Regions from separate parts of the Homo sapiens genome. Here region 1 is linked to region 2. A link is a loop called in an ENCODE intact Hi-C map of the cell type or tissue named here. Cell type or tissue: natural killer cell. All regions are shown on one strand.

The links. Peaks named below come from ENCODE experiments on the same cell type or tissue, not always from the same donor. Only the 100,000 strongest peaks of a DNase experiment are listed, where the experiment ranks them.
Region 1: it touches region 2 in a loop (1.9-fold over the local background); 4 of 110 quality-filtered maps call a loop at or near these places.

What each region holds. Positions count from the first base shown.
Region 1 is chr14:61,340,057-61,345,056 of GRCh38, reverse strand. All of the region lies in intron 1 of PRKCH (protein kinase C eta), which reads right to left. Among named protein-coding and RNA genes, the nearest start is that of PRKCH-AS1, 20 kb to the right of the region's middle. RefSeq lists a silencer at 2,279-2,408 and an enhancer at 2,968-3,027. In natural killer cell, no CTCF peak of the experiment used is centred here; DNase peaks (open chromatin) are centred at 816, 2,376, 2,996, 3,566 and 2 weaker places; H3K4me3 peaks cover 404 bases; H3K27ac peaks cover 4,855 bases.
Region 2 is chr14:61,660,515-61,665,514 of GRCh38, reverse strand. No RefSeq gene overlaps it. Among named protein-coding and RNA genes, the nearest start is that of HIF1A, 32 kb to the left of the region's middle. In natural killer cell, no CTCF peak of the experiment used is centred here; DNase peaks (open chromatin) are centred at 1,724, 2,774, 3,934 and 4,684; H3K27ac peaks cover 3,903 bases.

The sequences.
Region 1 (5,000 bases), 320 kb after region 2:
GAGGGTGAATGAGTATACAGCCTAGTACTGTGACAGGAACAGAAAGAAGCCCTCTTGGCCAGCCTAATGATAAGGTCATTCTCCCAAAGTAGAAACTGGAAAACTAGCATGTGAAGCAGGGCACGCTCAAGACTAGCCTCAATCAATCAACTGGGGGGTTCAGGGTGGCCACCGGGCTAAAAATAAATAAATCTTTTGTTCCAGATGACCTTTAAGGTTCTTCAAGCTTTAAGGGGCTAGCAATCTGGATCTGGTGAAAACAGGTCACATAGGCAGGCGGGAGGAACTTCTAGAAATAGCACACAAACAGCCATCACCCAAGCAAAGATCAGCAGGGTCAGGATTCATCAGTGCAAGGGACCACTCTGCCACTCTCAGTCACAGGCAACCCCGCTGACTACAGACCCAAGTGTCACCCGAGGCGTACCTGCAGCTGCTGGATTGATCGTCCCACAGCTGGCTCCAGAGGCCTTAAAAGAACAGGTCTGGTCACAAGGCAACCATCCAGCACTCTCCACTACCTTGCTTGTGGCTCTTTTCCTCTCAAGTAAGTTACTGAGACACATTAGGCACTTCATTCAACAAATCACAAAAAAAGATTAAATTTTGCCCCCCAAATCCCTGTTTGCAGCTGCCATACCTGGCACTCAACAGTTTATTTTCATGGAAACACCTGGCACACAATGGAACCCCCCAGCCTGCCTCCGTTCGTACCACAGGACACTTCTGTACTAGTGTGGCTGGGAAATGCCAGTCACTGTCTAACTTAACTCCTCACCCTACTTCCTCAGTGGTGCCAGGCATTTTACATTTATTTTCCTTTCTTCTTACGCATCCAGTAAGCAGCAACTCTGGCGGCAGAAGTGCATATGACATCAGAATTCTCAGAGCTAAGGGAACTTGCAGAGATCATTGGACTCATCACTGACCTGAAACCATGCTAAACCTCTTCTTTCCCAAGCACACAAGCAAGCTGTGTCCCTCAAATGACAAGCTCCATGGTGTTCTGATGATATACTGATATCATTTCAGTATGATGAGGGAGATTACTGGAAGTTTCACCATCGAGGAAGTCATCGTCCAAAAGAGCCACCATTATAAAATACAGGCCTTGTGCAGCATAAACATGAAATTCTGGAGGCACAGAGCTGAAGAACTGACTGTCAGGATCCCGGACCAGGGAAAAGGCAAAGAAGTCAGGCTGTACTTCCACATAGAAGATTCAAACCTGGAAAACATTTGTTCTAAATAATCCAGATCCATTTCCTGGTGCCAAATGTAATTCCTCATTTCAGTCTAACAAAGTTATGGACAAAACTCTTCTGAAATGTCTTTGTACTTAAAATTTTTAAGCCAATTTTACTCTTTCACAGTGTGTCACAGGATGTTGTGCAATCAATTATTACTCAAAATATTACTTGATTACAAAAAGGCCAGGTCTTGCATTGGCACATTAGATATATATTTTTTATGTTTAAAAGTGCTACATAAAAAAAAATCTATCATCGTGCCCTGCATTCTCTAGTCCTGGTTCTATCACAGCTCCAGAACAACTGGAAATATCACCAATGAAGTTGAAGACCCTCATTTCCTTAGAGTCCAGTCCTTTTATAGTTCCATAAGAGAAATCATCAGCCTCAACATGTAAGTCTTTTCTATCCAGTCTAGTGTCTGTTTTTCCTTTTTTTTTTTTTTTTTTTTTTTTGAGGGAACTGGTCATTATTTCTCTAAAGGGACATTCTTTAGGAAAATCTCTTCCTTGGGTTATAACTATTTCAGATTCATTAATTTCTTAACTGAAGTTACATTAAGCCCATTCTCCAGACAGGACACTAGCCTCCAAGCCAGTCCTTTGATTTATCAGTTCCAAAACTAGATGACTCAGGCAACTGCTATACTGGAAACGCCAATCAGGCCTTGAAAGTCAAGTCCAGTTAAGTAGCGATTATATTCCAGCCCACCCTGTCAGCAGTCAGATAAAAGTAAAGGCAAGAAGTCTGTGTGAGACGAATTGGTAAAACCACCTCTTTCAGAACAATATCGGATCCATGGAGAAACTGAAAGAGACAGAACTGCCTTCTCCAGAGATGACACTTCCTTGGCTATCTTGAGAATGAGGCGACACAGTTCTCAAACCCTAACAGCAGCTTCTACATGGCATTGTCTAATGTTAGCCGGTAGAGAGAAACACTAAGGGCAATCTTTTTGGCTGCTGGTCTTCAACAGATCATTTAAGACACCCCACTGTCATTTCTCATGTGGTAGTCAGTGAGCCTGGTTTTAAGATACCAAGGTAGACCAGAACACACTGGAAAATTTGCAGCAAGAGATGTTAAGATCTGTTGCATTTTCAGTGAGGGCTGAAACACCTCCGCCCTGTGGGTTCTGCTGCATAGCCACAACAGTGACACTGGCAAAGGGCAGAGTTCCTGTGGAAACACTTACAGTGCAAACCCGCTGGTGGAAATGGGTCTCTGAAAAAACAAAGGCTTCACACCCATAGAACATAGTGATGAAGCCCAGTGGAATGGCAGGTTTAAGCCGACAATTCAGTGTCCGAACCAAGTCAATCATTAGCTTCACATATATGCAGATAAAAATCCATAATTAATTAAAGGATAAAGCCTACAGAGATGACATATTCTAGGATTTTTCAAATCTTTAAGCAGCTGCTCACTGACTAACTCACAATCCAAGGCACCTCTCCAAGCCTTTTCTGCAGCCAGGAAAAGACAAACCAAGATAATCTACATTTATATGAGTTAGGTTGATCATATTATATGCTAATAAATGAGTTAGCTCCACCTTCACCATCTTCTGCTTGAATTTAATTAGTAGTTGAGGCTTTAAAAGGGCGCTCCCTTCCCCTCCAAATGAGTTTGGCACTCCTGTTCAGAACACAGAGTTGGCCACGTAGGAAAGGCTCTGCCCTTCCCATGAGACAGCCCAGTTACACTGCAGAGGCTGGTCACCAGGCTTAGGACCTCACAAGGTCAGCCCCATGCAAGTCTCAACTGTCACAACTATCTTCACCACCTTCAGGGGGAGGAGGAGAACCCTTTCTCATGCCTCACCTCAAGGCATCCAATTCAACCAACATTTACTCAGCACCTACCAGGGGCCATGCACTGGCAATACAACGGGAACCAAGACAAAGCCTCTGAACTCATGAAGAAAGTTCCTACCAATGGGATAAATCTGGCACAGTTTGCTTTTAAAAAGCACTTAAGCATTGTTAGTCCAGTGTAAAATGACCTGTACAGGTAAAATTCCATGGGAAAAATACAAATCCCAAAGAGGAAAAAGGAGAAAAGGAATTTACACTACCTTCGACCTGGTTACTACTGACTTTCCCTGAAGACAGAACTTGTGCATCACCTCCTCCAAGAAGTCCTCCCTGAATACTCAGGCTCACAATCCCCTACTATCCCGTACCCATTCCTATTCCTAAACTCAACTACCCTATGATGAAACTGTGGGTTTCTGCTGCCTCCCTCACTACAGGGAGAGCTCCTTGAGCTTTTCACCCCCAGCATCTACTGTGGTCTCTGGCCACAGCAGGTGCTCAGTGAATGCTGTGAACTGTGCTGACATGTGCATGTGGCATGCTCAGGCCTGTTTATGGATGTCTTTGTAGTTACATGGAGAGTGACATATTTTTTCTATGTAACTTATTCAACCCTATCTTTTCTAATGTTATACAAGTCCTTCTGTACAAATTACAAAGGAGTATCTTCCTTCCTCCTCCAACATTTATTGTAAATAAGGTGAATTAGACATGAGCAGAGGCAAGAAAACCTAGTCTGTCCATTAGTACTTAGCTCATAAACTGGAAGGCAAGGAGAGGTGGAAGATGGAATGGGGAAGGCAGGGCCAGCCGATTGGGAACCCTCCCCAGGAGCCTGAACTTTATAGGGCACAGGAAGCCTTTAAACGACTTCTGGCAGGAGGGAGGTTAGGGCTGAGTTTTAGACAGCTCATCCAGGCAGTTTATGGAGGATGGATTTGAGGGAATACAACTAGATTCATGGAAACCAGTTCCAAGGCCATCACAATAATCCATATGTATGATACAAACGAGTGTGGTAATTGTGGGGAAAAGAAGAAATTGAGTCAGAAAGTATTTACCAAGCCAATCTGGCATGACTTGGCAATCAACTGAGGTGGGGAAAGAGGTAAAGGAGAAAGAAAAGTCTAGAATGGTGGCCAGGTGACTGAACAACGGCAAGACCAGTTCTGACCGGGAAAATGGGAGGAGGAGCAGGTCAAGGGGAAAGATGGGATATTTAATTGTGGACATGTTGACTTGGAGATGCCTAAAGGATGTCCAAGCAGGTCTGTCCAGCAAGCATATCAGACATGGGACCCTGGACCTGATATCGGGCCTGTCTAAGCCACAGTTTCCTCGGGTGAGAAATGCAGGTGCCACAGCACTCCTCCTCTCTCACAGTCTACTGTGAGGATTAAAGGAGACGGAGTATAAAGTGGTTTGTCCTAAGCCTGCCCCAGTTCCAGAAGCAATAGTTGGGCTCAGGGGGGAAGACAAGAGACAGAGCTTTGGAAGTCCTTGGCATATGGGCAATATTGTTGAGACTTAAAAGTTGACGAGACCATGCGCCATGACAAAGAAAAGAAGGTAAAGACAAACCACCTCCCACCCACCCCCGCCCCCCACCCCGCCCCCTCCCACCTGGGGAACACCAATATTTACTAGGTTGAGGGATGAGGAAAGATACAAAAAGAAACTTAAAAACACATCAGTAAGCATTGGAAAAACACAGAAACAGGGGAGCAATGAATCTGAAGAAGGTAGCAGCCAACAAGACAAAGAAGAACTGACCTGACTACACTGTCACTCCTGGGCTTCGCCAGCGCAGTCTCCTGGGGATGGGCACCGGGAAGAAAAATGAACAGGGCAGGGAAGGGCATCTGCAGACAGCTGTCAGGGAAGAGGCTGAGAAGGGAAAGGAAAACACTGTGCCCCACCTCAAAAGGATAGT
Region 2 (5,000 bases):
AACATATTGCTCTGTAATTCACTTTTTTCATGCAAAAAATATGTCATGAGGCCGGGCACAGTGGCTCATGCCTGTAATCCCAGCACTTTGGGAGGCAAGGTGGGTGGATCACGAGGTCAAGAGATTGAGACCTTCTTGGCTAACCTGGTGAAACCCCGTTTCTACTAAAAATATAAAAATTAGCTGAGCATGGTGGTGCGCACCTATAGTCCCAGCTACTCGGGATGCTGAGGCAGGAGAATCACTTGAACCCAGAAGGTGGATGTTGCAGTGATCTGAGATCGCGCCACTGCACTCCAGCCTGGTGACAGAGCGAGACTCCGTCTCAAAAAAAAAAAAAAAGAAAGAAAAGTCATGAACAACCTTCCATGTCAATAAATGGTTGCACTGTTAATAGTTGTATGGTATTCCATTTAATAAACCCACCGCAATTTATTTAATCAATCTCCCACTGAGAAACATTTGGATCAGCTCAAATTTTTCACTATTGGCATACATCTGATGACCTGATTTTTAAGGTGACTCTTCAAGCACTTGTAAAAGATATTTTGGGGCAGACTGTGGGAAGAGTAGAGTAGGGATATGAGGGAGCCCAGGGAGGGAAATGTTTTATGAATTGATATTGTTCTTGGTACATAAAGGACATCAGTTAACGGGAATGAGGTGGGGAAGGGATAGCGTGTAGTGGGAGAAAGTCAGAGAGGGTGAAATGACAGACATGGAGAGAGAAAGAGGAACCCATAAAGACAAACAGATGGAGAGAGAGAGAATGTGACAAGAATAGATATAGAGAGATTCAAATAATCCTCAAGGATGCTCAAAATAATAAAAAATAGTTTTGTGATGATTGCCAAAAAGGCCAATAGCATTTATAGAATTCAAGTGATGATACGTCATTGAAAGAAAGAAAAGGGGATTTTTCTGTGAGACAAATTGCCCAAAACCTGAGGGGGAGTTTTGTCATCAAAATACATAAGGAGTAATCTTTTAAAAACTCTGAAACAAAGAGCAAATAATTTAAAGAAATCTCGGCCAAGCAAGGTGGTTCATGCTTGTAATTCTAGCGCATTGAAAGTTTGAGGCGGGAGGACAGCTTGAAGCCAGGAGTTCAAGACCAGCCTGGGCAACATAGTAAGACTCCTCTCTAAAAAGCAAAAATAAAAAAAATTAACTGGATATAGTGGTGGGTGCCTATATTCCCAGCTACTTGGGAGGCTGAGGCACGAGGATCACTTGAGTCCAGAAGTCTGAGGTTGCAGTGAGCCATGATCGTACCACTGCACTCCAGCCTGAGTGACAGGCTGACAGAGTGGGACGCTGTCTCAGAAAAAAAAAGAAAAGAAAAAGAAAAAATAAAGAAATCTCATTCTACTTTACTTACCACACACATATGTTCATATCATGTGTTAAACATTGTCTTTTAAAAAATAGCTTAGGGCCAGATGTGTTGCCTCAGGCCTGTAATCCCAGTACTTTGGGAGGCCAAGGTGGAAGAACTGCTTGAGGTCAAGAGTTAGAGACCAGCCTGGGCAACATACTGAGACTCTGTCTCTATTTCAAAACAAGCAAACAGCTTAGAAAATCATTTTCTTTAACTCTTACCTCTGATGCTTTTAATTATGTGTTCTCTTATGGTGATTGGCTGGGGTTAAAATATTCTGTAGCATTGCTTTGCATCATAGCCCCAGAGAAAATGAAAGGGGAAGAAGGAGTTAGCTTCCCTTTTCCCCGCTGTTCTGCCTGCTTCCTGTTTCAGAAAAATTAAAATAAGGTGTGAACAGCCACTTTCTCTTGAACATATTCTTCCATATATACTGGGGTAGGGTGAGGCATGTATTTGTGGGGGCTGGAGGATGGCCTCTGTTACAAAATTTCCTATGGACATTCCTTATCTACACTAGTGGGGAACAATGAAAATTACTTGTACAATGAACATCACTTATACAGGACGCGTATTACGGTACATTCTAATTTTTAAAAATATCAACTCACATAAAGAGGAGGCCAACCCTGACTTATCTCATGGGCAAGCTGTATGGCACAAATGAAATTACTAATGTGAAAGTGTTCGGTCAACTCTAAAGGTCCTTACAAGTTTGTGGGTTTTTTTTTTTTTTCAGACAGAGTTTTGCTCTTCTTGCCCAGGCTAGAGTGCAATGGCATGATCTCGGCTCACCGCAACCTTCACCTCCTGGGTTCAAGCGATTCTCCTGCCTCATCCTCCGGAGTAGCTGGGATTACAGACGCCCGCCACCACGCCCAGCTAATTTTGCATTTTTAAGGGAGACAGGGTTTCTCCATGTTGGTCAGGCTGGTTTCGAACTCCCAACCTCAGGTGATCCGCCCACCTCAGCCTCCCAAAATACTGGAATTACAGGTGTGAGCCACCACGCCTGGCCACGTTTGAGGTCTTTTTAATGATTAGAAATTTCTTATACTCTGGCATCTGTAGAATCCATTCAAAGCCATAAATTTCTGCTTCTTTCCCACACCTGGTGGGAGAAATGGGGGAATAGGCCCACAAATCGCCTTGGCTTTTGTGGTCTCCCAGTATGCTCTTTTGCATGGACAGAAAAATGAGGGAAATGCTTTTACCTTCATCAAACCTATTGGAAATGGTTAAGTTTCCCTTCTTTTGACTAAAACAAAACTAAAAACCACAAGAAACCTACTCAAGATTGGCTCATATGAATCACATCCTGTGTGGAACCCTGTCCTGTGTCAATGACACTTAGACACAGAGCAAAGAAGGGAGAGGGTGGGTCACTGTTTCTAAATGCAACGAAGGGCACTTTCATTAAAGCACTAAGGCTGCATGCTCAACAGGTTTAGCATGACTCAGCAAGATGGGTCACTGAACACCATCCACCCAAGGGCAAATGAGCTTGTCCAATCACATGACCTACAAGATCAGGGGATAGCAAACCAGACCTATGGTTTGCTGAACAGCCTGCACAAGCCAGTCCCGTTACATACAGAACAGTCAGAGGAGAAGGTCACCGCCAGGGCAGTGGAGACCACTGCGGATCCTCTTCTCAACACTGCTCTACCATGTTACCTTGTGTCTAGTTGTGTGTCTGCCAACCACTTCTACAGAAGGTGCTGAGGCAAACCTCCTCAAAGGTTCTGATTTGGATCTTCCATTTGGAGAAGACTTTGAGTCTGTCCATATTCGTGGCTTTTTTTTCTTGCACTGGGAACTGATGCATTGCAGACACAAATGAGCCCAATGTATTTTAAGCGAGAAAAAGTTCCCACCCTCACCACCAATTACACCCTTGTCATTTTTTTCTTGTTCTAGTACCTACGTGTGATTTAGTACTTTCCGAGCATTCCATTCTTTCTGAAAGCATAAGCACTAATATGTGTAATTTGCTTGCCTTGTCATTCTGAAATCTTTTAATGCATACAGTTCAGACATCCTGTTTGTTTAATATGAGCAATGCCAACTTTATTTACTGTAATAAATGTACTTCTTTATTCTTCTGGAAAAAAAGGGAAATTAATTGAAAAAGACACATTTAAGCTATTCCAGTGTGTAATACAGAGGCTGCTGGTAAAATATAATACAATGTCAGGGAATTCCACAATCTTGTTTGCTTTTTGGTTTCATTTTCATATTTTTCTTAAATATGGCATTGCTACAGTACAAAGTAGAAGAACATATTTTAGTGTCTGATTCACAGTCTCTTTACTAACTTTGGAACTTTAAAACCTGGGCAACTCTGATAGTGAGAGGGTTCAAGAAAATTGACATATGTGGTGAAATGTACTTTTGTGGCCTAGCTTTGCGTTTCAGAGCTGTTATACAGTCAGATTTTTTTAAATGAATATCTGCAACTGTTCCAACAATTCTGGTTTATGAAAATGTTGCTGGTTTTGCATAGGAACTTCATAACCTGCATGATATTACTCATGGGTATTTGTGGGTTTTGCTTTAGATATGGAAAGGACGCCTCTTGGCAAACATATTTTTTCTTTTGCTTCTCAGAGGTTTTGTATTCAGCTCAAAAATCCCCAGTATCTGTTTCCTTAGGTTCATGGGCTCCTTTAAACTTTACATTTGTATTTCTATTTTTTTTTCCAGTCAACTTCATGGATGTTTTGGAACGTCCTTTGTGCAAATTCACTCCCCAATGTTGCAGAGAGATTTTGCTTCCTTTTACCCTCTTCCAGTTGATTTTCTTTTCTTTTTTTTTCTTTTTTTTGAGACAGAGTCTCATTGTCATCCAGGCCAGAGTGCAGTGGCACGATCTCAGCTCACTGCAACCTCCGCCTCCCGGGTTCAAGCGATTCTCCTGCCTCAGCCTCCTGAGTAACTGGGATTACAGGCATGCGCCACCACCATGCCCGGCTTATTTTTGGATTTTTAGTAGAGACGGGGTTTCACCATGTTGGCCAGGCTAGTGTCGAATGTCTGACCTCAAGTGATCCGCCTGCCTTGGCCTCTCAAAGTGCTGGGATTACAGGCATGAGCCACTGTGCCTGGTTGTTGATTTTCTTTAAACAGTCTAACAACTTTTCCTGTGACATGTTTAGGCCTCTGAGTGTAATCCCTGTGGAAGATGGTACAGTGTCTGAAATTCTACATATACATTGACTTCTGACCTCTTTGAAAATGTGATCTGTAAGAAGGCCACACAGGCTTTCAAATGCAAGATGGTTTCAGACTCAACATGGTTTCCTTTGAGGTTGTTACTAGGAAATAATTTGAACAACAAGTGTAGTCATCACCATATCCTGACATGCCAGCAGGAAGATAAATTACTGCTTGTAAGTTACAACATTTCACCTCCACCCATGGCAATTTTTATTATATTACCCATTTGTCCTCTCAGTAAATGATGTCTGTAAAAATAGTTGAAATAGTTGAAAGGAATTTAATTTAAAATATACTCACATGTATTCACCTAAGTACAAAGACACATAGCATTTCAAAATAAGTAAACTCAGCCTTTTCTCCCTTGAAATGTATCAAATACTAAAGCTTTTCATAGCAT